Regions from separate parts of the Homo sapiens genome. Here region 1 is linked to region 2. Evidence: chromatin contacts called from ENCODE Hi-C or POLR2A ChIA-PET data. All regions are on one chromosome and are shown on one strand. Each heading gives the region's core, a stretch centred on a gene start or an enhancer-like site at or near the end of the contact. The rest is flanking DNA. Distances are from core to core; before and after follow the strand shown.

What was found. A loop is a pair of places that touch in the nucleus more often than their neighbours do. ChIA-PET counts read pairs that join two places held with the same protein, here RNA polymerase II (POLR2A). Pooled maps may share reads with other maps.
Region 1: a pooled map shows a loop between it and region 2 (4-fold over the local background). The contact joins two enhancer-like sites. A Hi-C loop is called at or near these places in 3 of 168 maps with a recorded cell type or tissue (Calu3, PC-3 and PC-9), 3 of 37 single-sample maps with no recorded cell type and 8 of 50 pooled maps. POLR2A ChIA-PET finds 5 or more read pairs at or near these places in 2 of 52 experiments (MCF 10A and PC-9).

The regions. Positions count from the first base shown.
Region 1 is chr3:193,883,788-193,887,199 of GRCh38, reverse strand. No RefSeq gene overlaps it. Among named protein-coding and RNA genes, the nearest start is that of LINC02038, 41 kb to the right of the region's middle. RefSeq lists an enhancer at 3,168-3,412. Within about 2 kb of position 1,284, at least 4 of the 41 ENCODE cell types and tissues checked have a DNase peak (open chromatin) inside an H3K27ac peak, as active enhancers do.
Region 2 is chr3:193,970,115-193,973,809 of GRCh38, reverse strand. The region is part of intron 1 of LINC02026 (long intergenic non-protein coding RNA 2026); the gene reads left to right. Among named protein-coding and RNA genes, the nearest start is that of LINC02026, 32 kb to the left of the region's middle. Within about 2 kb of position 2,234, at least 8 of the 41 ENCODE cell types and tissues checked have a DNase peak (open chromatin) inside an H3K27ac peak, as active enhancers do.

The DNA of each region.
Region 1 (3,412 bases), core at 35-2,534, 86 kb after region 2:
TACTTACCTGTAAGTCACGTCTCTGTCAATCTTACCTGCTCACGGGAGTTGGAAACTGAAAATCATAACAATATCAATAACACTAGCCAACTTATATTGAGGGCTTGCTATGTTGCAGGCGCTCTTGTGCACTTTGCATGTATCAAGATCCTTAATCCTCACAACAACAGCATGTGACAGGTACTATTTTTGCCATCTCTAGTCTAAGGATGAGGAACCTGAGATGTAGAGAATAATTTCGATAATTTACCCAAGGTCACATGGCCAGTAAGTGGCAGACTGGATTCAAATCCAGCTGTCAAGTTATTTTAGGTCAGAGCCTGGGCTCGTCATGTACCACTATTACCTTGGAAGAAGGAAGAAAAGGTAGAAACAAACACTTAGTAAGTGTTTATTAAGTGCCAGCTATTTTATACATTATGGTGTCGTTGAACCCCTACCACATATCCTTAGCCTCATGTTACAGCCACTAGGAAATGTGGACAGAGAGTTTAATGACTAGCTAGCAAAAGGCAGCCTTTATTTGTCTGACCATACACCTGTGCATTCTTCACTAAATAATGAAATTTCAGAGTAGCATTCATGCAAGAAAGCATGCTTAGGGAAGAAAGTCTCTTGCTTAGAGTTTCATCCTTTACTTAGTGCAGTTTTAACCAGTTTGCCTATCTGCTTTCCTTTTCAAAGCCAGGAAGTGTATGTGGGGTGGGAGCAAGAGGGAAGGTGGGTGAATTGCTGGAGAAATAAGTTTAATAGAGAAAATAAATGTCCAAGAGATGAGGATTATTAAACAAGCAGTATCCTAGCTATCCATCTTTGACTTCTTTGAGTGGAAGTTTTGGTTAAAAGCTATATGCTTTCTTTAAAGGAATCAAAGAAAGAGGTTGGATGAGTTTGTTAGCAGCAATGAATCTATACAGGTCTGTAGCAACCTCAATTCTTGATTCCTCAGAAGAAAGAATTTGACCGGGGGACATAAGGCAAAGTGAGACCAAGGCAAGTTTTATAGCAGGAGTGGAAGTTTACTAAAAAGTTTTAGAGCAGGGATAGAAGGAAGTAAAGTACAGTTGGAAGAGGGCCAAGTGGGTGACTTGAGAGATTCAAATGTGCTGTTTGACTTTTGACTTAGGGTTGTATAGTTTGGCCTGCTTCCAGTGGGGTGTGTCTGTTCTCCCCTGATTTTTCTCTTGGGGCGGACTGTCTGCATGTGCAGTGGGCCTGCCAGCACTTGGGAGGGGCCGCGTGTGCGGTGTTTACTGAGGTCGAGTGCATGCTCCTTGGAGGCATTTTTCCCTTACCAGTCTAGGGTTCCTAGATGAAGGTCACATACCAGTTAAATGAAGTCCATCGTTTTACCTCTCAATGCACATGCTTGAGCCCACTCGCCCAACTCCTGAGATCTTATCGGGAAGCTGCTGCCTACCAGGTTCGGGTGTTTTCTTTTCTTTTCTTTTCTTTGTTTTTTTTTTTTGAGATGGAGTCTCACTCTATTGCCCAGGCTGGAGTGCAGTGGCGTGATCTTGGCTCACTGCAAGCTCCACCTCCCGAGTTTGCGCCATTCTCTTACCTCAGCCTCCTGAGTAGCTGGGACTACAGGTGCCCACCACCACGCCTGGCTAATTTTTTTGTATTTTTAGTAGAGACGGGGTTTCACCATGTTGGCCAGGATGGTCTTGATCTCCTGACCTCGTGATCTGCCCGCCTGGGCCTCCCAAAGTGCTGGGATTACAGGCGTGAGCCACCGTGCCCGGCCAGGTGTTTTCTATCTATTGGGAGACTGCCTTTCCCTGGTGCTGGGTGCGATCAGTTATTATTTTAGGGAGCAGTGGAACAACTTCCTGACCATCACCTGATGGTTGTCTGACGTTCCTGGGGTGGGGGTGGGGGTCTGCCCTGCTTATGTCTGCCTAACTACCTACTGTTAACAAGTTAATCAGATAAATTTAGTAAGCTTTCAAAAGTTTGTATAAAAATAATCCTTAGTTAAATTTAGAACACAAAATTAAGTTCAAGTGAGAACTTTTCTAAACACAGAAAACAGTTTTAACTCTTCAAAGAATACATTGCCACTTACTCTAAACAACATAATATCAATACAATTGTTATTCCAAGATTATTAAACATATATCAGAAGGTATGCAGAGCTCAGATGGTACTTGTGGGTATGCCTGGGCTTGCTCTTTCTTTCTTTGTCTGCCTGGTGAACTTCTCTGCAGACTCAAGGACAAGGTCTTCGGGACTCTTCTGAGAAGTCAGCCCTACTCCTTCTCCTCCACCCGTCACTGCCCTGCAGTATTCTGGAGCTGTGGTTCTCACACTTTAGAGGACATCAGAATGAGGAGGGCTTATTAAAACACAGATTGCCAGCGCCACCCCAGGAGGTTCTGCTTCAGTAGTCTGGGTGGGGCTCCAGGATCTGTATGTCCCACAAGTTCCCAGCTGACTCTGCTGCTGCTTGCTCAGTGACTACACTTGGAGAACCACTGCCCCAGAGAAAACTCCTCTCTCGTCTGTGCTGCCCTGGCCTATTCAGTCATTTTATTTTGACTTGGGCCGAGCAGAGAATTTCTGTATCTTCTCAAGGGTCTGTGATCTTCTCGAAGAGAGAGTCCTGTTTTCAGGCCTTGGAGAAGGGTAATAGCAGAGAGTTGAGGGGCTTCCTGGGAGAGGGCTGTGGCTGATCCAGGGCTGAGGAGTCTATCCAGTAACAAAGGTGTAGTCACAGGTCTCTGAAAACTGCATCCCAACCCCAGTCCCTGCTGGACTCACAGGCTCAGTGGAAAGTAGAGAGCTGTAAACACAGAGGTAGTTAAAAAAAAAAAAAAGTAATGGCAGAAGCTGCCCTCTCTGCGACCCTGTAAGAAAGCATGAAACGAGGCAGAGAAGCGTCTTTTCATACTCCCAGACAAACCTCGCTTTTGTCATCCCAAGGAATTTAGGCCATTACTCACAATGCCTGAATGAGATGATGGTGCCCGACAGAGCCGGGCATCATCAAGGGCTGTGCTGCCCAATCCAGTAGTCATTGGCTACATGTGGCTGTATGTATGTAAATATAAATTACTTAGAACTAAAGAAAACCACACTAGTTTCATTTCAGGTGCTCAGTGGTCACAGATGGCTCACGGCCACCCTGCTGGACAGTTCAACTCTAGGACATGTCTATCATTGCAGAAAGTTCAGTCGGCTAGCACTACTGGAGGGACTTGGACAATGATGCCGCAAGAGCAAGATGGTACACAGGAAACCCGATGTAACGTGTTTGTGCCCCTCTCCCTGCATGCTGTTCTGTCCAAGAATTTGCAAAGACTGGCATACCCCACAGAATGATGCCTGGGAGCATATGATGCCTCTGCTTCTCCTTTTTCCTGTTCTCATGAGCCAGAACTTTAGTGCCAAGTGTGGTTGGGGTACC
Region 2 (3,695 bases), core at 985-3,484:
GTGATGGGTTGCTGGTTGAGACTTTTGGTTTTGAGGGGCATTTATGTTATTTTGACTTGGTTCTCAAGTTTGGCTGTCTATTTGAAGAAAAAATAAATGGTGACTTTGGGCATTCAGCCAAACCATTCATAGTCAGTTGTGGAGAGACTCCGTTGAGTTGGTGGTGCTTGTCTTCTCACACAGATAATGTACGGGTGTAAAAGATGGAAGGAACGAAGCAGCCAGTTAAGAAAAGAGAATAAAAAGTGGGGAATAAGACAGATAAAGCATCTGCAGTGTTGAGTTCAGTTCAAGTTTTTGAGAGAAGCTCAGGTTATTTATCACTTTCTGCCCATTATTCCAGCTAATTTGTAGTCTGGAGACCAGCAGTCAAACCTGTTCCTTGACATTACCTGTCCACAGCAGTGTTTGCAACTGAGTAATGTCACACTTGCTCTAGAAGAATATAGTTTCATATTGTGCAAATTAGTGAAACGGCTTTTGCATATTGATCTTAAGAGAATCCTTGTATAGATTCTCTGAGGTCTCGTGGTGTGAGGGCAAGAGAACGGGAGACAGGAGATCTGGGCCCAATCCCAGCCAGCACTGCCACTAACGGGACTGGGTTGCTTGAACAAGTCACTTGCCCTGCACGACTCAGTTTCTTGTTCTGTAGGATGAAGGGAGTGAGACATAACTTCTAAGGCCTCTGGCTGCTTCCACACACTGTGAGTCCCTGAGGTTGGAAGGTTGGTCTCTGCACTGGAGTTCCTGGCTCTCCTGTGTTAGAAAGAGTGTTTTCTCCTGGCTTTCCATTCAGTTGCGGCTTGGCAGAGGCAAAGCTGCAGTCTTTGGGTGTGTTGCAGGAGAGGTCTGTGGTTTTGTGAGCAAAATGAAATATGGGCTTTTGAACTTCTCAAGTTCAGCAACCCTTTTCTGGCCTTTACTGTTTCTCTCTGGGTTTCTTTCTGTCTCTCTGTTTTCATTAAAAAAGTTTTTTTTTTCCTCCATGAGAATAGTCCCATATTTTAAAAAAGAGCAATGTTTCTGTGGGGTGGGAATAGGCTACCTTCTAGTAGGGAACACTCCCTGAGGGAGGCCTGGGAGGTTGTGGCTCAATCTGAAAGGATCTCGACCAGTGCTTCGTAAAATTTGCAGCGCATGAGAATCACTTGAGCATCTTGTTAAATGTGGATTCTGGCTGAGTAGGTTTGGGTGGGACATGAGTTCTGCATTTCCAGCGAGCCCCCACGTGATGCTCGCTCATGGACCACACTTTTATTACCAAGGCTAGATGATCCCAAGTCAGGCCTCCCCTGAGCTCCTGTAGAGTGGAGAACTCACAGGATGGGGACACTGTAACCAGGTTCTTCAGCCTGGGGCTCTTCAGGCCTCTAGGTTCAGCCTCAGCCTAGAATGAACCTGCAGTCAGCTCTTAACATAGGGAATCTTATCCCCTGGAAGGCTGGGCTGTCATAAACTGGCTGGGAATCAGACTCTATGGAGGTTCTTACTTTTGCTGTCTGACCCTCGAATGGTTTTCTTTTTTCTTTTTTTCCTTTCTTTTTCTTCCCCTGGCTTTGGGAGAAGAAAAATTGGACTGTGGGGTAAAGAAGAACAATGCCTCAATTAGCTAGAAAGCTACAGTATTGAATTAAATGAGCCCCATGCTATGGCTCATTAACAACATCCTATTACTTAGCAAGTCTATAACTAGTGTTTCAGCTAAAGAAAGAAATGTAAATCATTTAATACACCTTTCCTAATTGAGCTGTGCACCAGGGGCACCCTCCTAATGGTATTATGGCACCAATTACCTCATCAGAAGAGAAGAGCTGCTTTTATGACAGGTTTTGGAAATTAAAATGGCAGAGAGATGTCTTTTAGGAGGAGTAATTCTGGGCTGGGCTGTGCTGAGCAACGAGCAGGGGCTGAAAGGGCACGTGGGGCCCGGGTGCTAAAGGCGGGACGGTGACCCCTGTCTGGTCTGACCCCCATCTTGGGGATGAGATCTGAACTTAGTCTTTTCATACTGTCTGGTCAAGAATGTGAGCCACAGTGGCTCTTGTACTTCAGTGTGTATAAAATCCACTGGGGAAGCTTGTTAGAAATTTAGATTCCAGGGCCCCACCCTGAGATTCTGACCCAGGAAGTCTGGGCTGGGCTCCAGCCAAACCATACTTGTAATAAGACCTCTGGGAAACTCCCTTGCAGAAAGCTGAAAGACACTGTTTCGAGAAACATAGCAGAGAAGGTCCCAATGATTTCCACCAAAACCCAACTACGTGTCTGCAGGTTCCTCTATTACTAGGGGTTTTACCCGTCCCAAAGACCGGATTGAATGAGACTTATTTTGGTTTGCTTCTTCAGACACAGCACAGCTACCTTCCTCCTTTTCTCTCTGCTTAGCCTGCTTTGGTTGGTACATGGGGTAGAGCAGTGGGGCAAACGGGGATGACTGTTTGCTTGGGTGTTCACTCTCTGTGTGATGTCGGGCAGGGCATTGTACGCTTGGGGCTGCAGTTTCCGCACCTCAAAATGTGCATGGTCAGGTAAAGGGTATGAACACGTTATTGATCAAGACACTTTGTCTTTTTTGCGACTCAGTTTTCCTTATCTATAAGATGAGAATGTTGCGCTTTATGAATTTGGCGAGTGTAAATAGGAACTGAGATTCTCTTTCTGGCAGCTTTTCATGGTTTCCTTTCTGTGGCAAGGAAAGGAAGAACTTCAACCTCCAGATTTTGTGTAAATATTGAATCTATAGCAATGGTTTTGTGGAGTGTTCCAGTTTCCTAGGCTGATGATTAATGTGGTTTTCTCTGTGAGTGTTGAGCCTTCTCAAAAGGCTTTTCCTGCTATTCCTGTGAAATGCACAAAGGCAAAGTGTTAGTCCTGCTTTTTTCTCTATTGCCATGTGGAAGGGGGAGCAGATGCATTCTGCATTCCTCACAGGGCAGAAGACATGTCAGCTGACAGACGTGGGGAGGCAAAACTGGCCTTAATCTGATATGAATTTCCTGACAATTACAATGACCTCCCTGATCCCAGACCTTTGCTGGCTTTATATTGCCTATCACATCACACACAGACTTCCCTGTTTGGCCTGCCGTGTCCCCATCATTTGGCTTGAGCAGGCTTTGTTAATCCTATATCCTCGAAGTAACTTGAATTGTGGGGCTTTAACTCACTTTTATTTATTTATTTATTTATTTATTTATTTATTTATTTATTTATTTTTATTATACTTTAAGTTCTAGGGTACATGTGCACAACGTGCAGGTGTGTTACATATGTATACATGTGCCATGTTGGTGTGCTGCACCCATTAACTCGTCATTTACATTAGGTATATCTCCTAATGCTATCCCTCCCCCCCTCCCCCCTTAACTCACTTTTTTGATGCTCGCTCTCCAATCCACATTTCCAACTAGGTCCTATTCTACATGTTCAACAGCCCGCAGAGCTCCCCCAGTGGACTATGTTGTCATTACTACAAACCTAAAACGTCCTCAGGCACATCCATCAACTCTCCCTTACCCTTGTTGCTCTTCCCATTGATCTCTAGTTCCAGTTGCAGAAGCATGGTCTAGGGTTAGGAAATGAAACATAGCTTGGAAGATCCCAAACCTCCTCATTTTATTAAACACTCTATAGCTAGAATCTATTGCTTTGAAATAGCTCAGAGTTTAATAGTCAGAAGAAATCTTTTCCAG